2 separate regions of the Homo sapiens genome follow, and region 2 is linked to region 1. Evidence: read pairs that join two places in POLR2A ChIA-PET (ENCODE). Cell type or tissue: Panc1. All regions are shown on one strand. Each heading gives the region's core, and the rest is flanking DNA. Links, peaks and the distances in the headings are about the cores only.

Region 1 (15,930 bases), core at 4,658-12,657:
AAGCTGTCAAAGTCTGTGGGTGACAGCGTGCTGCTCATGGTGGTAGGCGGCTTCCTGCTCCTGCAAGGAGAATGTGGCCAGTGAGGGGTGTCCAGGGACCACCAAGCCCTCCACTCACCACCGGGGCCTTCTGTCTTCTTGCCCTACCTGTGCTCCGCTCTCCTTGTGGCCAGAGGCTGCGGTTGGCTGCTCAGTGGAAATCAGCCCCCAGGGGAAGAGGGGAAGCCACCTGGGAAGCCTGGGGACGGGAATACATCAGAAGCACAGAAAGTGAAGCAGGAAGGCAGCAGCAGCTCAGAGCAATGCGGTGGTCAGGAAAGGCTCCAACGACTTCGGGCCAGAGAGGGACGGGTTTGCGGGGTGAAGAAAGGGGTGATGGGCTTCAGTGCTTCAGACAGCAGTGTGCAGCCCAGGGTAATGCAGGCAGCACATATGGGGCCCCACAGGCAATAATGACTAGAAAGTGGCATTCTTTCCTTCTACAAACTGTTTTGAGCCCATGATCAACCCAAGATGGCCTACTATACCCTGTAGGCAAGTTGAGAGAAAAAGACCCAGATTTGTTGGGCGCGGTGGCTCACGCCTGTAATCACAGCACTTTGGGAGGCCGAGGTGGGTGGATCACCTGAGGTCAGAAGTTCAAGACCAGCCTGACCAACATGGTGAAACCCTATCTCTACTAAAAATACAAAAAATTAGCTGGGCGTAGTGGCAGGCGCCTGTAATCCCAGCTACTCAGGAGGCTGAAGCAGGATTATTGCTTGAACCTGGGCGCACCTTAGAGCGAGACTAGTAGAAAAAAAAAAAGACCTAGATTCTGCTCTTGAGTTAAGAAAAAGTTATGATACGCCAGGAAGACTGACACACTGTTTAGCAAGTGCCCAGGAGTTCAAAGGAGGACACAGTATGCTTCTCTCCGCTTTGTTTCCTTTGGTTTGCCACAGAGAATGTTAGTAAGTACTCAATAAATGTCGGCTGTGACATATCCCTGCCATTGACATGCATCACGTCACCATAACTCCCTGTGGGGTGAGGGCCCACTGTTGTCCCCATTTCATAGATGAGGAAGCTGCACAAAAGATATTAAGTTGGCTGGGCGCGGTGTCTCACGCCTGTAATCCCAGCACTTTGGGAGGCCAAGGCGGGCGGATCACAAGGTCAGGAGATCGAGACCATCCCTGGCTAACACGGTGAAACCCCGTCTCTACTAAAAAATACAAAAAATTAGCTGGGTGTGGTGGTGGGTGCCTGTAGTCCCAGCTACTCGGGAGGCTGAGGCAGGAGAATGGCGTGAACCCAGGAGGCGGAGCTTGCAGTGAGCCGAGATCTCGCCATTGCACTCCAGCCTGGGCGGCAGAATGAGACTCTGTCTCAAAAAAAAAAAAAAAAAAAAAAAAGACATTAAGTTGGCTGGGGGCATTGGCTCACACCTGTAATCCCAGCACTTTTAGGAGGCCAAGGCGGGTGGCTCACCTGAGGTCAGGAGTTTGAGACCAGCCTGGCCAACATGGTAAAACTCCATCTCTACTAAAAATACAAAATTAGCTGGGCGTGGTAGCACACGACTGTAGTCCTAGCTACCGGGGAGGCTGAGACAGGAGAATCACTTGAAACCAGGAGGTGGAGGCTGCAGTGAGCTGAGATTGCACCACTGCACTCCAGCCTGCGAGAGAGAGTGAGATTCTGCCTCAAAAAAAAAAAAAAAAAAAAAAGACATTAAGTTACTGGTTCAAGGTCACGCAGCCGGAAGAAACAGTGCCGGGTTTTGAAAAGTTCTTTCTGACTCTGGGGGACACGCTCTTAATCGCAGCCTCTTGAACATAGAACATACACAGGTTCCTCAACCGTCTTAGAGGCTCATCCCAGACGGATGAGCAGCCGTGGCTCCTGCCTAGGGCCCAGGCTGGGGAAATGTGGACCAGCACTACTTACGGCTCTAACTTACGCAAACACACTCTGTCCTCAAAACTAAAAAATGAGGTTCAGAATATCTGCTGGGGATAAAAAAAAAAAAACCTCTACTGTCCAAAGTTCTTGTGTAATTTAGCATTCAGCAGCATTCAAGAGAGGAGGAGGGGACTGGGTCTGTAACTTTAACAAAACCCCCAATTTTGCATTTCTCCTAGCCCTACTTCCTAGGACCAGGGCTGTAGTCTCGGTAGTCTCGGGTTCTGGAAGGAAGGAGGTCTGGAGAATAGAGAAGTGCTGGGTGGTGAGACTCAGGTAGGTGGTGAGACTCATGGGCACACAAAGGCAGAACCTGGCTTCCATCATTAACTGATTCCATGAAGCTGAACCTGACCTACTTGAAGGTCAGGGTTGTCTGCCCCTCCCCTTTCTCCTAAAGAGAAAATGTGCACAAAGATTTTTCTTGGGAGGAGCATTAATGAGATGCAAGAGAGCTAAGGTCTAAGGCTTGTAGATTTGGGCTTTAATTCCCTGTAGAAGGAAAGGGAGCTTAATTTCTACGAGGCCTAGGACTCTTCTCATTCAAAATCCACCATTTCTCCCCACAGATTCTCTGGATTTGTTCTGTAAATATTTATATAAAAATATATTCTAGGGCAGAGTTGAATCACCCTGAGTAAAGAGTGCTGTGGGCAAGGCATGACCTGAACTAGCGTCACCTAATACTCTCAGCTTCTAGACGGGAAAGTAGTCCACACCTCAGGACCAAGTGTAATTCCATTTCTCTCGGCCTCTCAGATTAGTGCTTCCTAACCAGCAGCCACACTTAAGCTCAGCTCTGGGATGGACATCTCCAGCACTCAAACTCTCTCTGCACAGACCTGCCCACAAAAATGCCTACACCCAAGTTCCACCCTGCCCCCGCTTCGGTTTCCATGACCCCTTACTAGGAGTCACAAACTTACCAAGGCTAGCCCCCAGGAGTGTTTTGCTGGGCCAATAAGCTATTTTTAAATGACTGATTTTTTGGCCGGGTGCGGAGGCTCACGCCTGTAATCCCAGCACTTTGGGAGGCCAAGGTGGGCAGATCACCTGAGGTCAGGAGTTCGACAGCAGCCTGGCCAACAAGGCGAAACCCCCGTCTCTACTAAAAATACAAAAAATCAGCTGGGCATGGTGGCAGGTGCCTGTAGTTCCAGCTACTCGGGAGGCTGAGGCTGTCAAATTGCTTGAACCCAGGAGGTGGAGGTTGCAGTGAGCCAAGATTGCGCCATTGCACTCCAGCCTGGATGACAGAGTGAAATTTGTCTCAGAAAAAAAAAAAGACTGATTTGGATTCCTTTAGATGGGTCTACAGACTCAGCCACTTCACATATCTATGTTACCTGCCTGGCCCCAACTGTTGAGGTTTGCAAACCCTGCCTCATATTTTTGTACTCCACAAAGAGCAGAAACTCAAAGAAGCTAACCATCTGACCCTGTCTCCAAACCACAGTAGCTCTGAGGCCCCTGTAAGCTGCACAGAACCTAAACATGGACTGCTTAGGCTTATCTTTGGGGATCCAACTTGGTCCTCCCAAGGGGAGGGGCAGACAACCCTGGCCTTCAAGCAGGTCAGGTTCAGCTTCATGGAACCAGTTAATGATGGAAGCCAGAAAGGTTCTGCCTTTGTGTGTCCATGGGCACACACCTCCCTACCTACCCGAGTCTCACCACCCATCACTTCTCTCTTCTCCATACCTCCTTCCTTTCCAGAACCAGAGACTGCCAAGACCACAGCCCTGGTGGTAGGAAGTAGGGCTCAGGAGAAATGCAGAATTGGGGGTTTTGTTAAAGTTACAAAGGGGCCCAACTGGGAGCCAGACCCTCCAGGGAAGTCCAACTGTTAGAATGTCTCTGCGGATTCCTACCATTACCAGGAGAAAGTATGGAGCTAGAACCTCCTCTTCCCCCAAATAAAACCTCAGCCACTTAAATGCTCCTCTCTCCAAATTGAATTTGAAGCATGCATGCTGTGTGTTCTGAGTTTCCAGAAATGCTGTGATATGGATCAGGAACCAAGCTGGCACTGGTGTCCTTAGATCACAGACCCCCACAGGGCCACCATGTTGCAACTCCACAGCCTTCCATGTGAATGGTGCTCTCTGGCATTGTTCAGCATGTGGCTCTGAGGCTCTGCTACCTTTGTGTCTCTAGGTCTTGGTTTCCAAGCATTCTGGCTCTGTAGCTCCCTGGCCTTTTGGACAATATGCTGTGTTCTCAGCTTGTGTCCCCTGCTGCCATCTCTAGATTCCCACTGATTTCTATTTGCTTTTCTCCTACACATATCCAGCGCTGGTTTCTTGCCACTGAGTAGATCATTCCTCACCTATGACCAGGGTCTCCATGCTCACATTTCCTCAGTCGGCCAGCAGCCCCCCAGCTTCATGACCCCCTGTCATGAGGAAGCTGGAGAATCCTCAATCGTCCTCTCTTCCACAGATTCCTGAAGTCTGGCAATAGGGTGGTGCAGTAGCTAATCCAGATTACAGTCTCATCATACCTTATTCTTAGCAATTGACCTCAAGGCCAGGCCCAAGTAGCTTACACTGTTAGTGCTAGAAGAATGCCAACCCCCGCCGGCTGCAGGCTTGGGGTCCTGCTGGAATGTACTCCAGGCGCTGCTGGAGGCAGACTAGGCTCACCGTGCCGATCCTCCAGGGCAGTTTTCCTCTCTTTCAGCTGACATGTTAAGCTAGAAATCCTATACCCTGGGCTACAGGCTGCCTTGTATCCTAATTCTTCCTCTCACCACATCCTGCTCCTGATGAATTATTTCCCTCCCTCAGAGTTGATCATTCCCTCCTCTGTGCTTCCAGGGCACTTCGGCATGCAGCTAGTATTGTACTTATCACATCGCATTACGGTTAGTTGTTTACGTGTCTCTCTGCCCGCTCCACATTTAACTCATTGAGGACAAGGGCTGTCTTACTCGTTTTGGTGTTTTTCCAGACTCAGTACAACAGATATTCAATAAAGAGATATTGAATGACTTGACTATAATTCATTTTTTTTGGCCATGGAATTAATGTCTTTCTTAGGACTAGAGAGAAGCTCAAGGAAAGAATGAACACGGGATTGGAGAAGACCTGCTCCTGGGCTGGAATACTTTCAGGGTTGAGCTCAACAGCTCAGGTCTGGGGATTCTCAAACTTCCATGAATCACAACAACCTGGAGGACTGTTAAATCACAGGTCACCCCCCCATCCCCCAGTTTACGATTCAGTACTTCTGGGGTGGTACCTGGGAATGTGCATTTCTAACCTGTTCCCGGGTGACACTGAAGCTAATGGTCTGGGGACCACACTTTGAGGGCCACCCTTGTCCAAAGATGAGAAGCAGCTGGAATTGGTTAGAGGAGCCATGAGTGTTGAGAAGACACAAAGTTTCAGGGGTGAGTGTGACCCAGGGTTAGCTTCTAGGTCTGCTCAGGCCCTACCCCACACTAAACTCAAATATCACTTCCCCTCAGGAGCTCAGGCGATGGGAGAGGAAGATGAAGATGGAGTAGGTACCACAGGTAATGAAAGAAACAGCACAGCGAACCGCAGATATGCGGGAGGAGAACGGCAGAGCTAGAGAAGTCACGGGAAGGCAGAGTTGAACAAATGACAGTGAGATGAATAATAGATTAGAAGAAATGGGGACTTTGGCAAAGTTCAAATCTTATTTGCTTCTAAGTATAAATGGGTGGACTGGCAGAGAGATAAAACGAAAAAGAAGTCACAAATCAGCTCAGGGCCTCCAGGAAGGCAAGAGAAAGATGGGCCCAGGGCAGAAGGAAGGAACAGCAAAACCCCGACCCACCTCTCAGACTGTGTTCCTGATCAATTCCCTCGGAGGAAGTTAGGAACTGGGCTGAAGAGGGGGACTGAAATTTTATTTTCTCTTCTAGAATCCTCCAGTTATGGCAGATTTATTCAAATATTCAGATTCTTCACTCCCTTGCTATCTCCCTTCCCCAACCCGGGGTCACATCAATTTCTCTAAGGGAAGAATGTAAACTCCATCCTATCTTCTCCTCGGCCAATCCTTTGCCTTTCTGAATAAGCCAAGAGGTTGCCCCACACCTCAAGCTAAGACACATATTTGGAACTCACTCTGCCCCTCTTCACCTTCAAGGAAAACTGGTTTGTTGCTACCTCTGCCCATACCTGAAACCCCCGGGCTCTCCAGCGTTGGAACTGTGGCTGCTCCGAGAGGGGGAGGGCAGACGACATGTAGCAGGTTAAGACCGGGGCAAACCTGCACCTCACACAAGCATGCAATGTCCTGGGGTCAATGGGGTAAAGTTCCAAGCGAGTGGAAGGTAAATCACGACTGTGGCACCGGAGCCGGAACACCCCCGCGAGCAGGCCTTGCTGGGTAGTTCCGTGCGGGGCGGACCGCACAGCCCTATCAGCTTCCTGGCCACAGAAACGCCGCACGCGGCCGCTTCCCCGCCGCCCGAAGCGTCTGCTTTCTCCCCGGGCCAGTTCCGGCCACCACAGCCAACCGCGTGCCCCTCTCCCACACACTGTGGGGGAACAGAAGGGAGCGCGTGGAGCCAGCTGCCAAAGAGGCGAGGAGGAGCCCACGCGGCTCCGGGGAGGAGGGAGCCCGGCTCCCGCAGTCCGCCGGGCAGAGGCGGCCGAGCGCGCCCCCAGCACCTGGCCCGGCGCCGGCCCGTCCGCCCCGCAGCCCCGGCGACGCGAGGGGCCGGCGCTGTCAGACCCGCTCCCAGCCTCGCCGCGAACGTGTCCGTCAGCCCTAACTGTTCCAGACTCTTCTCCCGGCTCCAGAGAGGCCCGAGTCCCCCCCCCTCGGCCTTGGCCCCCACCGCCCTCATCCCGGTACCTGTGTGGCTGGCACGGGACCCTCTCCGTCCCGTCCCCGCCTGCTCCCGCCCCGGCTCACCCCGGCCGCCGGGACCCGACCCCGACCCCGACCCCGACCCCGCCGACCGCACGCGGCCGGACAAAGCGCGCCGCCCCGCGGGCCGGGACAAAGCGGGCGGGGCGCCGGCACCTACCTCGGCGCGGAGCCGCGGCCGGGCGGGCGGGGGCGCGGCGGGCGGGGGCGCACCGGTAGTTGCCGCGCCTGCAGCCCGGCCGCGACGGGCGGTTGCAGGCAGCGGCCGGGCGCACGGCGGGCGGCGGGCGGGCGCTGTCACGGGGCGCAGGCGGCGCGGGGGGCGCGCGGGGCGGGCGGCGGCGGGGCGCGTGGCGGCGGCGCGCGGGCGCGAGCGGCGGGACTGCGGCGCCGCGGAAGGAGGACAATAGCCTCCCCCTGCCGCAGGCCGCCGGCTCCCGCGGGAGGCCCGGGACCATCTGGAGCCGGCGGCCCCGCGGGGCTCTGGGCGGGGCCCGAGTCGCCCCTTCCCCGCCCAGCGCCATGGCAACCGAGGCCCCTCTCGGTGCTCCCCGCCGCTCCCCGCCCGGGGTAGTTGACCTGCCTCGGGGCGAACGCGGCAGCAGCTCCGAGGCCGGCTGCCGACCCCCAGCCACCTTCCGTGCGGGGTCCCCCCAAAACCCCGCCTTCCCGTCCTCGCTGGTCCCTGGGTCCCCCACCACAGCTTACAGGTCTTGATCTCCCCGGTTCGGACACCTCACCTTTGTCCCTATTCTGCTTTTCCTCCAAAATCCGTATCCCCGAGACACGCGATCCTTCCTCTAATGACACTGCCGACGAGGTTTCCCGAGATCCAGCCTCCGTTCCCCTTTCCTCTCCGGGCACCTCCAGTCCGTCTCCGCTAAGCATTCCTCTCACCCGTCCCCTCGCTCTCGCGTCCTCCTTCAGGCAGCTGGGCCGGCTCTCCCTCCCAGAACATCTCCATGGCACAGTGAAGATTCGTCTTCTACAGATCAGATGCTCCAAACAGGCATCTCAGCGCTTCTCAGCTCCTCTCATTTATCAACCAGGAGAATTCCGGCCTAGTCACCGTCTTGAGGGGGGTGGGGGTGGGGGCAGACATTTCTAGGCCTGACACGGCTGGGTTTCTCCTTGGTTTGTTAGCGTCTGAGTGGTCTAAGGTCCAAGGTCCTTAACCAAGGTGAACTGCTGCCTGCTTAGGAGAGGAAGGAATTATGCCCAAATCATGACAAACTCACAGAGTGCCAGGTGGGTGCTAAAAGCGCATCATCTCATGTGACACTCCCACCCCCACTCCAGCTCTGAGAAGTAGGTGCTGTTCTTCCAGATTAGAGAACTCAGCTCAGAGATGAGCCAGTGGTAACAGGGTGAGCTTTGTACAGAGCCGTTAGGTTATGTACTGCCCCTGAAGATGAGGGCCCGTTTCTATCCAGGGAATGCCTGAAATGGTCAAGTAAGGGCACTCAAAGAATGGGCTTTGAGTGAATTATTGGATTTAAGGTTTTATAATAGATTTATGGGTAATTTAGGATTTTGCTCCTTTCTGAAAAGGTATGCATACTGAAACAAATATGTGCAATTGAAGTACTTTCCAGATATGGTTTTGACAACCCTAACTAGTGGTGTCATCTACCTCGCCTTGGTTTTCCTAGTCTATAAAATGGGTTGGGAGGAGGGTTGGGGAGTTCCATTGAAAGATTACTTTGAAGTTCTCTCCTAGCTCTGATATCTGTGCTTCTACCACGAAACTGGAACTGGCTCTCTGGTGTGTACCTCACAGTTAGCTGCATTTGAGGCTATTTATTATTATTATTATTTTGAGACGGAGTCGTGCTCTGTCACCCAGGCTGGAGTACAGTGGCTTGATCTCGGCTCACTGCAACCTCCTCTTCCCGGGTTCAAGCAATTTTCCTGCCTCAGCCTCCCGAGTAGCTGGGATTACAGGTGCATGCCACCATGCCCGACTAATTTTTGTATCTTTAGTAGAGTCAGAGTTTTGCCATGTTGGCCAGGCTGTTCTTGAACTCCTGACCTCAGGTGATCTGCCTGCCTCAGCCTCCCAAAGTGCTGGGATTACAGACGTGAGCTGCCGTGCCAGGCCTGAGGCTATTTATTATTTTTAATAGCCACTCTTTCAGGCAATGGCATTAAAGAAACAAGGGCATAAACTGCAACTCTTCCCAGAGGTAGGATTATGTGTTGGTTGGTTCGGGGGAAGGAGGCACCAACCTGTGCATGACGGTCATCAGGGACACTTGGTCAGGGACATTAAAGCTGATGGGATGAGAATCAGCTGCCCATGGCCAGGCGCAGTGGCTCACCCTTGTAATCCCAGCACTTTGGGAGGCCGAGGCAGGTGGATCGCGAGGTCAGGAGTTCAAGACCAGCCTGGCCAACATGGTGAAACCCCTTCTCTACTAAAAATACACAAATTAGCCAGGCGTGGTGGTGGGCATGAAATCCCAGCTACTCAGGAGGCTGAGGCAGGAGAATCGCTTGAACCCGGGAGGCAGAGGTTGCAGTGAGCTGAGATTGTGCCACTGCACTTCAGCCTGGGCAACAAGAACGAGACTCCATCTCCAAAAAAAAAAAAAAAAATTAGAGAATCAGCTGCCCTGCCAAAGGAACTGGAACCACCAAGCTGCTGCTGCTGTACTGGTTACGGGAACTAAGGGTCTCAATGACAGCCTATAATATCGTGACCCAATTAGAAGTCAAGGGTATTAAGTCTTATGATTAGCAAAATAATATCTTTTATAATTTCCTATTTTCAGCATTTCATAATCCTTCAAGAAGCCTTGTAAGATAAACATTCTCATTCTTATTCTATTGATGAACAGACTGATGTTCAGACACCTAAGTGAATGTACAAGTTCACAGAATTAGTTCATGGTAGAAACTCCAGGTCTTCTGAATCCTAATATGTTCTTTCCTCTCTGCTAGACAGGGAGTATAGCAGAATGGTTAAAAGCATTGATTTTGGAGTCAGACTCCTTGGGTTTAAAACATAGTTCTGCCACCCACTGACTATGTGACCTTGGGCAAGTTACCTCCCTAGGATTCAGTTTCCTTACATGTAAAATGGCACCATAATGTGGGGAACATCAAATGAATTATTGCAGGTAAATGAATTATATGCAGCACATAGTAAGCACTTAATCAGTATCAGCCGTTATGATTTTACCGTATTATTTCCCATACTGTTTCCCGATTTGGAGAGGAAGCACATTGAATAAAGAGAACACTGAGATCACCTATCTCAGCTCTGTGACTGGGTTGCTTTGGAAACTTGTTATTTTGCTCTGTAGTGAACCAGTACAGTCAATGATGAAGAAAATATCTGGTTCCTTCTTATTTGAGTTGCAAAAGCGAATGGAATGATATCCACCAAGTTTGTTGAGCTTCTCAGTGAATCCACATTTGCTGCTTACATTACCAAGATTCATGGAAAGGTTTTGGCTCTGCCCACCAAACATACATACATAGCCGAATTCTCAGTTCTTGTTTCAATACCAGGGAAGAGGTGTCCCTCTTTTCACCTAAGATGGATTCTTCTGGCTCCTATGCTAAGTCTCATCCCCTTCTGCAGCCTCACGGCCCTCACTGCTGTCTCTCAGCTGGTTCCTTCCCATCAGCATTTAAACATGCTCAAGCATTTGCCAGCTTAAAAAATAATCAAGAAGCCCCGACTTCCCTCCATGCATTCCCCTTGCTCTTTATGTTCACAGTCTTCCTGAGTCATTTGCACTCATTGGCTTCACTTCCTCGCCCCTGCTCAATCAAATATTTATGCAAAAACTATATGGCTAATTATATACCAGGCACTGTGCTGGGATCTGGGGATATAATGATGAGTAAAATGGATACTGTCTGTTTTCTCTTGGAAGAGCCTGTGGTGGGATTGACAGACATTAATAAAATAACCCATCAGATATATAACCACAAAGTATAATGAGTGTTATGAATGAAAAGTTCAGGATGTTAAGAGAGAACTGAACAGAGTCATAACCTCAGATCACCTGAGCTGAGATCTGAAATATGAGAAGCATTAACCAGACAGAGTGGGGAATAATAATAGCTGTTACTAACATTAACGTGGAACTGTATTTCTAATACTTTACACATAACATTTCATTTAATCCTTTATAACAACTCCAAGAGGTAAGTATTAACCCCATTTCACAGATGAGGAAATGGAGACATTGAGAGATTAAGTACCTTACTCAGGGTCATCAAACCAGGCAAGGGTAGAGCTGGGATTTTAACCCAATCTGACCCTTGAACCCATGTTCTTAGCCACAGAGCATATGGCTAACAGGCCTGATGTTGCAGGACACATGGTGTACATAGGAAATGGAGAAAAGAGGCCGGGTGCAGTGGCTCACGACTTTGTAATCCCAGCACTTTGGGAGGCCAAAGTAAGCGGATCACAAGGTCAGGAGATTGAGACCATCCTGGCTAACACAGTGAAACCCCTTTTCTACTAAAAATACAAAAAAATTAGCTGGGCGTGGTGGCATGCGCCTGTAATCCCAGCTACTCGGGAGGCTGAGGCAGGAGAATTGCTTGAACCCGGGAGGCAGAGGTTGCAGTGAGCTGAGATCATTCCACTACACTCCAGCCTGGGCAACAGAGCAAGACTCTGTCTCTCAAAAAAAAAAAAAAAAAAAAATGGAGAAAAGAGGCTGCGCGCGGTGGCTCACGCCTGTAATCCCAGCACTTTGGGAGGCTGAGGCAGGTGGATCACCTGAGGTCAGGAGTTCGAGACTAGCCTGGCCAACATGGTGAAACCTCATCTCTACTAAAAATACAAGAATTAGCCGGGCGTGGTGGCAAGTGCCTGTAATCCCAGCTACTCGGGAGGCTGAGGCAGGACAATCTCTTGAGCCCAGGAGACGGAGGCTACAGTGAGCTGAGATTGTGCCACTGCACTCCAGCCTGGGGGACAGAGTGAGACTCTTTTTCAAAAAACCAACCAACCAAAAAAAAAAAAAAAAACAATACAAAAGAAATGGAGAAAAGACCAGGGTGCAGGGAAAACAGAGGGGAAGAGGGAATGTGTAGAGAATTGCGACTGGGGAGATAGGCAAGGGCTAGATCATGCAGAGCTTTTTATGTCATTATTTAAAGAATTTTGATTTTCACCTTTAGAGCCCTGAGAGACTATTGAAAGGTTGAAATAAGGAAGTGATAGGATCAACTTTGTATTTTAAAAAGGTCACTGTAGCTGCTATGGGGGGAATAGGTTACTCCAGTTGCTATGGAGGGGTGCAAAGATGTGTGAGAAACCAGTTAGGAGGCTACCACTGTGGGTAGGGTGACAGAGAAGATGGTAGCTTGAACTCAGTTGCTGGCAGTGGAGATGGAGTGCACAGGTTGAAAGAATTAACCAGATGTGGTGATGGGATAGATACAGGGGTGGTGGTGAGGAAAAAGGGTTAGTCAAGGATGAGTTGTGCAACTGGAATAATGGAGCTACTATTTGCTGAGATGAGGAATACTCCAGGAAAACCAGGTTTGGGTGGAGAGATTGTTGGTTTTGGAACCTAGGTTTGAGGTATCTTTGAACCAATCAAGTGGAGATATTGAGTAGTCAATTGTATATGGGCGTGGACTTTAAAGGGGAGGTCTGGACTTAAGATACCCATTTGGAATACATCAGTGTAGAAATAGATGGTAATTGAAGGGGATAGATGAGCATTGATACAATTGACTTAATCCAATGCAACAGAACTTCCACTCTAAAGCTGCTTTCAACAAGGTTGTCAATAATCCTATTGCACCTGGCTAACAAGGTGAAACCCCGTCTCTACTAAAAATACAAAAAATTAGCCGGGCGCGGTGGCAGGCGCCTGTAGTCCCAGCTACTCGGGAGGCTGAGGCAGGAGAATGGCGTGAACCCGGGAAGCAGAGCTTGCAGTGAGCCGAGATTGCGCCACTGCAGTCCGCAGTCTGGCCTGGGCGACAGAGAGAGACTCCGTCTCAAAAAAAAAAAAAAAAAAAAAAATTATCCTATTGCAAAATCCAGCTGTTAGTTTCCAATTGCTGTCTTACTTCTCCTCTTGGCAGCAATTGACTCTAATTATGCCCTGCTTCTTGAAATTTTCTTCTTTTGTTATGGGGTTGCCATTCTCTTGGTTTTCCTTCAACCCTTGTGGTCCTTCTCTGTTTCTTTTGTGAGTTCCTTTTCTGCTTGTCGCTTAATTTTGTTATTGATGGTGGTGTTTTGTCTAGGCCTTTTCTTATTCTCTGCGCTCTTCCTGGGCCATCTTATCTACTGTGCGGCTAGAGTAGTCTCTTTAATACATCAGACAGATCATTCCTCTTCTGGAAACCCTTCAGTGGCTCCCCACTGCCCTTGGGACAAAGTCCAAAGTTCTTAACCAAGTTTGCACACCCTGCTTACCTCTCCAGCCTGGTCTCTCACCACTTGCACTTGGCACTCTGTGTCCTCACCATAAGGAACCTCTTAGAGTTTCCCCAGTGTTTATGGGATTTTGAGCATGCTCTTCCTTCTGGTTGGAATCGCTCTTCCTCTTCCATTCACCCAATGTTTACTCATCCTTCAGGTATCAATTTAGATGTTACTTCCTCTGGAAAGCCCTCCTTGAGCTCCAAGTCTGGGACAGGGGCATTCTGAGAGCACTCCATACTGGATTGTCACTGCCCATTGGTTGTGTTCTCTTTTACAGCATGAGCGCCATGAGGGAAGAGAACACAATTATTTCACAGTTGTATCCCCAGCAGAGCAAACATATAGATATCTGTGCAATAAACTAATGAATGGAAGAAAAGACCTTGGGAGAGAAGAGGAGTCCTTATTGTCAGTAGATGAAACAAAATGTTTTCATATCAAATGATGTATTTCCCATTTCTTTTATCCCTAATCTATCTCCATCACTTAAGCAGCAGCAGCAGCAGCAGCAACGGCAACAGCAAGTAAGTGCTTTGTAGATGCACTGCCCTCTGCATAGGGATGATACAGAGAGATCAAAGTTAAATTCTTCACTTTGGAACCCTTTATTAGACCCTTTAAAATCTACAGCAGAGAGCTGGGCACAGTGGCTCCTGCCTGTAATCCCAGTATTTTGGGAGGCTGAAGCAGGTGCATCACCTGAGGTCAGGAGTGGGAGACCAGCCTGGCCAACATGGTGAAACCCTGTCTCTACTAAAAATACAAAAATTAGCCAGGCGTGGTGGCGCATGTCTGTAGTTCCAGCTACTTGGGAGGCTGAGGCAGGAGAATTGCTTGAACCCAGGAGGCAGAAGTTGCAGTGAGTCGAGATTGTGCCACTACACTCCATCCTGGGTGACAGAGCAAGACACCGTCTCAAAAAAAAAAAGAAAAAAAAAAATTAAGGAGAAGGGGGCTGGGAGGAGAATCCTAAGAGACTGAGAGACTGAGTTTAAAACTTGCAACGATTGACGGCTGGGCATGGTGGCTCACGCCTGTAGCCCTAGCACTTTGGGAGGCTGAGGCAAGAGGATTACTTAAGGCCAGGAGTTCAAGACCAGCTTGTGCAATAATAGTGAGACCTCCATCTTTACAAAAACTTTAAAAATTATCTGGGCATGGTGGTGTATGCCTATGGTCCCAGATACTTGGGTGGTAGAGGTGGGAGAATTGCTTGAGCCTGGGAGGTCGAGGCTGCAGTAAGCCATGACCATGCCACTGCACTCCAGTCTGAGCAACAGAGTGGGACCCTGTCTCAAACAAACAAAAACAAAAAACCAAACTTGCAACGATTGCATTATTTATTTTTTTTAATCATCCAGCTCAAAATGTCAGATTGCGTTATCTTGATTGGTGAAGTTAATTCTTTTTTAGCTATCAGTAGAAATGAGAGCTGACGAACTAAGTTGAGAAATAAAGAAAATGACATATTTCCTCACTTGAGTCTATGACTTGAAATTGTAAACAAGCATGCTGCACAAGTAAAGGTCGGAAAGGTGGCTTGCTAGGGGAGCCTGATAGCTTCCGAGGACTGACCTGATTTCCTGTGATTACTTAGACCATGAAGTCAGCTTGGTCTTGGCCAGCTTGGGGCATGGTTTGCAAAGGATAATCAAGTATTCGAAAGCAAAAGTCTGCAAATGAGCCAAGATAAAGTGCCACATCAGATAGGGAATTCTAACAGGTGGGGGTAGGTGGAGGTGGGGTACAGAGGACTGAAGACAGTCATGCCTTGAGCTCCCTTACACAGTGTAGAAAAGTGTGGGTTCTCAGAGCCCCAAGGGATGTTCTAAGCTGAGCGATGCTGTGAGTGCATGCTGCTATTGATGAAATCGGAGAAAGTAGAACCGATTTGAGAACATGGAAATATTACATCCATTTATCTTTCTCCAGGTGGGACTCAAACCAGCACTTATTTATGGACGATCCCTCTCAAACGATTTTTAACTTGCAAACCTAAATGCCATTAAAAACTGGGCCCATATGAATGATTCAGACTCATCTGGGAGCAGTCTGGGACCAACCATGATTCTCAATACCTTTGAGTTTATCAGTCAATAACGAACCACTTTTTCTTCCAAGAAGCTCATGCCACTAACCCCTGTGAATACACAGACCTTTGAGAAAGTGTCTTAATTTGTTCAGCAGCAATAAGAAAAACAAGAAAAGAAAAAGTGTCTGATTACACTCATCTGCTTAAAATAAATTTTGATGGCATCTGTTTAATACTAATAACTGAGGGGGAAGGCTTCGGGGTTCCTCAGTTGAATTGCACTAGAAACTGAGTTGTACTAGAAAACCCAGGGCACTCAGAGAAGAATAGGTTTTGTGTACATCTTTGAAGCTATAGACATTTGAGGTCAGTTTTCTGTATCTCAGCCTAATTTACTTGTGCTGTGGCGCACAGCTAGTAGCTAGTCATGTCAACTACTATGGCTTCTGAAACTTCCAGGGTGTGAAGATATCAGACCGTGTTTGAATTCTGGTTCATCTTTTTCTAATTGTGTGAACTTGGACAAGGTATTTAACTTCTCTAAGCATGAGCTTCCTCATCTGTAAATCAGGGATAATTTTACAGAAGGAAGTTGTGATGAGAAATTAAATAGTGCTTGTCAGATGCATGACACCTGGTACCAGATAAGGGCCCAATAAGTGTTAGCTATTACTGTTATCATTAT
Region 2 (8,000 bases), core at 1-8,000, 72 kb before region 1:
TAGTCTCAGGTACTTGGAAGGCCGAGGTGCAAGGATCGCTTGAGCAGCCCAGGAGTTCAAGTCCAGCATGGACAACAGCAAGACCCTCTCTAAAAATATTACTTATTTTAGAGACAAGGTCTTGCTCTGTCATCCAGGCTAGAGTGCCATGGTGTTATCTATCTCACTGCAGCCGTAGCTCGCAGGCCCAAATGATCCTCCCGTCTCAGCCTCCCAAGTACTTAGGACTACAGGCATATGCCACCAAATCCTACTATTAGAAGAATTTTATTTTTGGCCGGGCGTGGTGGCTCACACCTGTAATCCCAGCACTTTGGGAGGCTGAGGCGGGCGGATCATGAGGTCAGGAAATCGAGACCATCCTGGCTAACATGGTGAAACCCTGTCTCTACTAAAAATACAAAAAAAAAAATTAGCTGGGCGTGGTGGCGGGCGCCTGTAGTCCCAGCTATTCGGGAGGCTGAGACAGGAGAATGGCGTGAACCCGGGAGGCAGAGCTTGCAGCGAGTCGAGATAGTGCCACTGCAGTCCGGCCTGGGTGACAGAGTGAGACTCCATCTCAAAAAAAAAATTTTTTTTATTTTTGAGACAAGGTCTCACTTTGTCCTCTAGGCTGGAGTGCTGTGGTGCAAACATGTCTGACTGCAATCTTGATCTCCCAGGCTGAAGCTATCCTCTCGCCTCAGCCTCCTGGGTAGCTGGGACTACAGGCACGCACCACCACGCCCAGCTCAGTTTTGATTAATTTTGTTTTTTTTTTTTTTTTAGAGGCAAGGTTTTCCCATTTTGCCCAGCCTAGTCTTGAACTCCTGCGCTTAAGTGATCATCCTGCCTCAGCCTACCAAAGTGGTGGGATTACAGGTGTGAGCCACTGTGCCCAGCCTACAGATAATTTCTTTTTATTTTTTGAGATGGAGTCTCCCTACGTCGCCCAGGCTGGAGTCCAGTGGCGCCATTTCGGCTCACTACAACGTCCGCCTCCCAGGTTCAAGTGATTCTTCTCCCTCAGCCTCCTGAGTAGCTAGGATTACAGGCGCATACCACCACGCCCAGCTAAATTTTTTTTTTGAGATGGAGTTTTGCTCTTGTTGCCCAGGCTGGAGTGCAGTGGCATGATCTCGGCTCACTGCAACCTCTGCCTCCTAGGTTCAAGCGATTCTCCTGCCTCAGCATCCTCAGTAGCTGGGATTACAGGCATGCACCACCACGCCTGGCTAATTTTTGTATTTTTAGTAGGGATGGTGTTTCACCATGTTGGCCCTGCTGGTTTCGAACTCCTGACTTCAGGTGATCCACCCGCTTTGGCCTCCCAAAGTGTTGAGATTACAGGCATGAGCCACTGCACTCGGCACTTCTTTTCTTTTTTTTTTTTTGAGACAGGGTCTCACTCTGTCACCCAGACTGCAGTGCAGTGGGGTGATCTTGGCTCACTGCAACCTCCACCTCCCAGTCTCAGTTGGTCCTCCTACCCCAGCCTCCCGAGTAGCTGAGACTACAGGCATGCCACTACATCCCACTCGTATTTCTTGTAGATACAGGGTTTCGCTATGTTGCCTACGGTGCTCTTGAACTCCTGGGCTCAAGCGATTCTCACCTCGGCCTCCCAAAGTGCTGGGATTATAGGAATGAGCCATTGCACCCGGCCTGGGCCTCTTTTAAAAAAGTGAGATTTGAGCAATGAGTTGAATTAGATGTAAGTTAGCAACAGGTATCTGGGGGAAAAGTACGCCAGGTAGAGAGAATATCTTGAGCAAGGGTCTTAAGGTGGGAGTGTTCTAACAGTAAGGAGGCCAGTGGCAAAAGAGTGAGTGGGAGGAGAGAGGAGCAGAAGAGGTCAGGTAGTTAGCAGATCTAGTAGTTAATCTTCTAGGGCCTTTCTGGCCTTCACTCTGAGTCAACTAGTCTTGTAGGTTTTTAAGCAGTGTCATAATGTGATTACTTTTTTAAAAAATCAGCTTTTCTGAGTTTTTTTTTTAAACACCCTTTCAACCCAGTTTTTCCTGACTCTGGGAAGAACCAGGAAGAGACGGCCCTGAAGTATTCTTTTTTTTTTTAGATGGAGTTTTGCTTTTGTTGCCCAGGCTGGAGTGCAATGGTGCAATCTCAGCTCACCACAACCTCCGCCTCGCGGGTTCGAGTGATTCTCCTTCCTCAGCCTCCTGAGTAGCTGGGATTACAGGTGCCCGCCACCATGCCCGGCTAATTTTGTATTTTTTTTTTTAGGCGGAGTCTCGCTCTGTCACCCAGGCTGGAGTGCAGTGGCACAATCTCAGCTCACTGCAAGCTCTACCTCCTGGGTTCACGCCATTCTCCCACCTCAGCCTCTGAAGTAGCTGGGACTACAGGCACCTGCCACCACGCCTGGCTAATTTTGTTTTTGTATTTTTAGTAGAGACAGGGTTTCACTGTGTTGGCCAGGATGGTCTCGATCTCATGACCTTGTGATCCACCCGCCTCGGCCTCCCAAAGTGCTGGGATTACAGGTGTGAGCCACCGTGCCTGGCCTAATTTTCTATTTTTTTAGTAGAGACGGGGATTCTCCATGTCAGTCAGACTGGTCTCGAACTCCCAGCCTCAGTTGATCTGCTCACCTTGGCCTCCCAAAATGCTGAGGTTACAGGCATGAGCCACTATGCCCGGCCTGAAGTATTATTTTCAAACAATAAAATATACCAATTTTGAAAACAATTTGACACATTGTGACAATGTACTTTTTTGGGGGGCCTTTTGTTTTGTTTTTTAAAAAGATGGTGTCTCACTCTATTGCCCAGGCTGGAGTGCAGTGACATGATCTCGGTTCACTGCAATCTCCACCTCCCGGGTTCAAGCGATTTTTGTGCCTCAGCCTTTTGAGTAACTGGGATTATAGATGCATGCCACCATGTCCAGCTAATTTTTATATTTTTAGCAGAGACGGAGTTTCACCATGTTGGCCAGGCTGGTCTTGAACTCCTGACCTTAGGTGATCCACCACCTTGGCCGCCCAAAGTGCTGGGATTATAGGCACAGTCGTGAGCCACCATGCCCAGTTTGACAATGTACTGGTAATTTTGGTAACTGATGGTTACAATCTTGTTCCCATTGTTGCAATCAAAATACAGAACATTTTTGTCAGCCAAAAAGCCCTTGTGCCCCTTTGTAGTTAATCCTCAGCCCCTGATCAATTTTTTAGTCTTTTTTTTTTTTTTTTTTTTTTTTTAGGTGCGGTCTTGCTCTGTTGCCTAGGCTGGAGTACAGTGGTATGAGTATGGCTCAATGCAGCCTCAACCTTCTGAGCTGAAGCGGTCTTCCCATCTCAACCTTCCAAGTAGCTGGAACTACAGAGGTATGCACCATTGCACCTGGCTAATTTATTTTTTATTTTTATCTTTTGGTAGAGATGGGGTCTCCCTATGTTGCCCAGGCTGGTTAGGAACTCCTGGCTCAAGCTATACTCTTGTCTCAGCCTTCCAGACTACTAAGATTAGGCCGGGCGCGGTGGCTCACACCTGTAATCCCGGCACTTTGGGAGGCCGAGGGGGTGGATCACTTGAGGTCAGGAGCTCGAGAGCAGCCTGGCCGACATGATGAAACCCCGTCTCTACTAAAAATGTAAAATATTAGCCAGTTGTCGTGGTGCGCACCTGTAGTCCCAGCTACTTGGGAGGCTGAGGCAGAAGAATCACTTGAACCCGGGAGGTGGAGGGTGCAGTGAGATGAGATAGCGCCACTGCACTCTAGCCTGGGCGACAGAGCAAGATTCCATCTCAAAAAAAAAAAAAAAAAAAAAAAAAATTATAGGCATGAGCCACCTCGCCTGCCCCCTCCCCCACCTTTTTTTTGAGACAGGGTCTTCCTATGTCACCCAGGCTGGAGTGCCGTGTTCAACCTCCACCTCCTCCCGGGCTCAAGCAATTCTCTCACCTCAGCCTCCCGAGTAGCTGGGACCACTGGCGCATGCCAGCATGCCCAACTAATTTCTGTATTTTGTAGTTGTGGTTTTGCCATGTTGCCCAGGCTGGTCTTGAACTCCTGAGCTCTAGCCATTTGCCTGCCTCAGCCTCCCAAAGTGCTGGGATTACAGGCGTGAGCCACCTAGTCTGACCCTTTTTTAAAATTTTTTTTTTTTGAGATGGAGTTTTGCTCTTGTTGCCCAGGCTGCTGGAGTGCAACGGCACGATCTCGGCTCAGTGCAACCTCTGCCTCCTGGATTCAAGCGATTCTGCTGCCTCAGCCTCCCTAGTAGCTGGGATTACAGGCATGCACCACCACGCCCGTCTAATTTTGTATTTTTAGTAGAGATGGGGTTTCTCCGTGGTGGTCAGGTTGGTTTTGAACTCCCGACCTCAGGTAATCCGCCTGCCTCGGCCTCCCAAAATGCTGGGATTACAGGCGTGAGCCACTGTGCCTGGCCTAGTCTGACCTTTTTTTTTTTTTTTTTTTTTTTTTCGTTTTGTTTTAAATGGGCAACTAGAATAGGCTCAGAGATTCCCTGAAATCATTGTTAATTGTCACAATTTAGGGGGTTTCTCCCGCCAGGGATGTGGCTAAACATCCTCCAATGCACAGGAGGGGCACCTTTCCCAGTTATCACTAGTGCCAAGTTTGAAATCCTCTTCAAGACTTCATTCATTGCTTTGGCTTTGTATACCATATGGAGTTGTGCTGTTCAGTGTGGTAGCCAGAGACATATACAGTGCTGCGAGTACCAAATACCTATGGGATTTAAAAAATTAATATAAGCCAGGCGCAGTGGCTCACGCCTGTAATCCCAGCACTTTGGGAGGCCAAGGTGGGCAGATCACTTGATGTCAGGAGTTTGAGACCAGCCTGGCCAAGGTGGTGAAACCCCATCTCTACTAAAAATACAAAACTTAGCCAGGCGTGGTGGCACGTGCCTGTAGTCCCAGCTTCTTGGGAGGCTGAGACAGGAGAATTGCTTGTACCTGGGAGGCGGAGGTTCTATTGAGCCAAGATTGGGCCACGGCACTCTAGCCTGGGCAACAGAGCAAGAGTGTCTCTCAAAAAAAAAAAATATATATATATATATATTCAGTTTTTAATGCTCATTATATGTTGAAATGGTCATTTTTTTGCACATATTGGGTAAAAATACATTAAAATTTTTTTTTTTCCTAACCACCAGACTATCTGGGGAAAATAAAATTAATACAATTTAATTTCACCTGTTTCAGTTCCCTATGTGGTTTGCATTTGTGGCTCACATTGTATTTCTGTTATGTAACACTGATCCAGGTGCTAAAGACTCTTGATATCTCCAGTTTGAAACCTCTCTTCTGTGCTCAAGATTCAGGGATCTGGACACCTAGCTGACATTTCTTCTTGGTTCTTTTTTTTTTTTTTTTTTTTTTTTTGAGATGGAGTCTCACTCTGTTGCCCAGGCTGTAGTGCAGTGGCGCGATCTCGGCTCACTGCAAGCTCCGCCCCCCGGATTCAAGTGATTCTTCTGCCTCAGTCTCCTGAGTAGCTAGGACTACAGGCACGTGCCACTACACCTGGCTAATTTTTGTATCTTTAGATACAAAATTTAGAGACGGGATTTCACCATATTGGCCAGGCTGGTCTCGAACTACCGACCTCGGGTTCTGCCCGCCTTGGCCTCCCAACTTGCTGGGATTACAGGCATGAGCTACTGCACCTGGCTGGTTGTCTTAATACACCTCAAACTTGGTATATCTGAGATAGAGCTCCTGAGACTCCCCACTCTAAAATCATTTCTCCTTCAGTCTTCCTTATCCCATTCTCTCTTTCAGCCAGATTGCTGGTAGTCATTCTTACGCCCTCCCCAACCATTAGCAGCTCTTGATCATGTTTATATCACATGTTGCCTCTTTTCTCCATGTCTTTGCCACAGCCATAGTCTAGACCATGCTATCCTCTCCCACCAAGATGACTACAGTGACCTCCAGGTCCATCTTTTTCTTACCCTTGGGTCTTCAAAGTATTCTCCATTTAATAGCCAGAATGTTCTTGTGAAATGTATGTAAATCAGATGTTTCTTTCGTTACTTAGAACCTTTCAGCAACTTCCCCTTTTATCTAAAGTAAAATGCCCAATCCCTTAGTTTGAACGTGCCTTTCCTCTGTCACACTTTATTATCTCAGGCCCTTTTCCCTGCTTATCTATCCTTTTCTGACCATACTGACTCTCCTTTCAGATCCTTGTATACACTGAGCTCTTTCCTGCCTCAGGGCCTTTTTTTTTTTTTTTTTTTTAAATCTGAAGGGACCTTTCTCTTTACTGCTTTAGAGCTAACTTAACTTCAGGTCTTAGCTTCAGGATCAAGTATTGGAATGCCCTCCCAAACCACCTGTAGCTTAGTAGATATGTCCTCCCATTATTCCCTGCCATTGGACCCATTTTGTGTAATTTGTGGTACTTATCACAATTTCTTTTTTTTTGAGATGGGAGTCTCTCTTTTTTTTTTTTTTTTTTTGAGACAGAGTCTTGCTCTGCAACCAGGCTGGAGTGCAGTGGCACGATCTTGGCTCACTACAACCTTTGCCTCCTGGGTTCAAGTGATTCTCCTACTTCAGCCTACTGAATAGCTGGAATTACAGGCTTCTGCCTAATTTTTTTGTAGTTTTAGTAGAGACAGGGTTTCGCCATGTTGTCCTGGCTGGTCTCAAACTCCAGACCTCAGGTGATCCTTCTACCTCGGCTCCCAAAGTGCTGGGATTACAGGTGTAGGTAGGCCACTGCACCCGACCTAAACTTTTTTTTTTTTTTTTTAATTTGAGATGGAGTCTTGCTCTGTCGCCCAGGCTGGAGTGCAGTGGTGCGATCTCAGCTCACTGCAAGCTCTGCCTCCCGGGTTCACGCCATTCTTCTGCCTCAGCCTCCCGAGTAGCTGGGACTACAGGCATGTGCCACCATACCTGGCTAATTTTTTTTGTATTTTTAGTAGAGGCAGGGTTTCACCATGTTAGCCAGGATGGTCTCGATCTCCTGACCTCGTGATCCACCCGACTCGGCCTCCCAAAGTGCTGGGATTACAGGCGTGAGCCACTGCGCTCAGCCGTGCCCGGCCTAAACTTTCTAAATCTCAGTAGCCTTAATTGCTGGGAGAGCCAGTGATGCTACCTCATTGGGTTCTTGTGGATTTGCAGGGGTGACAGATACACGGTTTGAATTTGGCCTGGATTCTCAAAGGCCCTGCAAACCTAAGGCACTTCAGATTGAATTCATCTCGTCAGATTTTTCATTCTTCTCCTGCAAGTTCCTGGAGCTGATTCTATCATTTCTTGCATTTCATTTCTCCTCAGCGGCAGAGCCTAGCTCTGGTCTGAAGAAAGCCGAGATTGATCTTCCAACAAACTGACAGCTCTTCCCAGGAATATTTATTTCTCCCCTCCTTCCTTTTCCCAAATCTCCTAGGCCAGGTGACTTCCTGAGGACCAGGTTTGTAAGCAAAATCCTGACAAGCTATGAAACCAATCTGGGGCAAGTTGCTTCCCTTTTCTGGTCCATCTTGCAGGCAGCCAACCTTTTTCTGCCCTTAGGACAAGTTTCTAACAGCACCTTGAGTGCCCTGAGGGCCTAGTGTCTTTCTGTGCCATGCTGGAAACCTGAGGAAGGGGGTAGATCTGAGGCTACAGAAACCACATATGCCTCATTCATCACCATGTTCCCACATCCTAGCTCATAGTAGGAATTCAAACAGTTGATAAATGAATTCAGGAGCTTTTAGCGTTGAGAGGCCTCATGGGACTCTGAAATGGTCTATAGTGAGAAACTTGGTGAACTAAAGGAATTTTGTATTCACAATATGCAATTTATCATATAAGAAGTAAGGTTTAGGAATAAAAACATTGGCCAGGTGTGGTGGCTCACGCCTGTAATCCCGGCACTTTGGGAAGCCGAGGTGGGTGGATCACCTGAGGTCAGGTGTTCAAGACCAGCCTGACCAATATGGTGAAACCCCATCTCCACTAAAAATACGAAAATTCACCAGGCGTGGTGGCGCGCGACTGTGATCCCAGCTACTGGGGAGGTTGAGA

Evidence for each region. ChIA-PET counts read pairs that join two places held together with the same protein. Peaks named below come from ENCODE experiments on the same cell type or tissue, not always from the same donor. Only the 100,000 strongest peaks of a DNase experiment are listed, where the experiment ranks them.
Region 2: POLR2A ChIA-PET joins it to region 1 with 12 read pairs; 3 of 35 experiments call an interaction of 5 or more read pairs at or near these places.

Annotation. Positions count from the first base shown.
Region 1 is chr11:66,721,203-66,737,132 of GRCh38, forward strand. SPTBN2 (spectrin beta, non-erythrocytic 2) reads right to left here and starts at 8,014. Exons shown (of 38, transcript NM_006946.4): 1 at 7,539-8,014; 2 at 148-238; 3 at 1-60. The coding sequence starts at 38. In Panc1, for the core only: no CTCF peak of the experiment used is centred there; no DNase peak of the experiment used is centred there; H3K4me3 peaks cover 1,488 bases; H3K27ac peaks cover 242 bases; H3K27me3 peaks cover 3,766 bases.
Region 2 is chr11:66,653,935-66,661,934 of GRCh38, forward strand. It overlaps a transcript of RBM4 not described here. Among named protein-coding and RNA genes, the nearest start is that of RBM4, 19 kb to the left of the region's middle. In Panc1, for the core only: no CTCF peak of the experiment used is centred there; no DNase peak of the experiment used is centred there.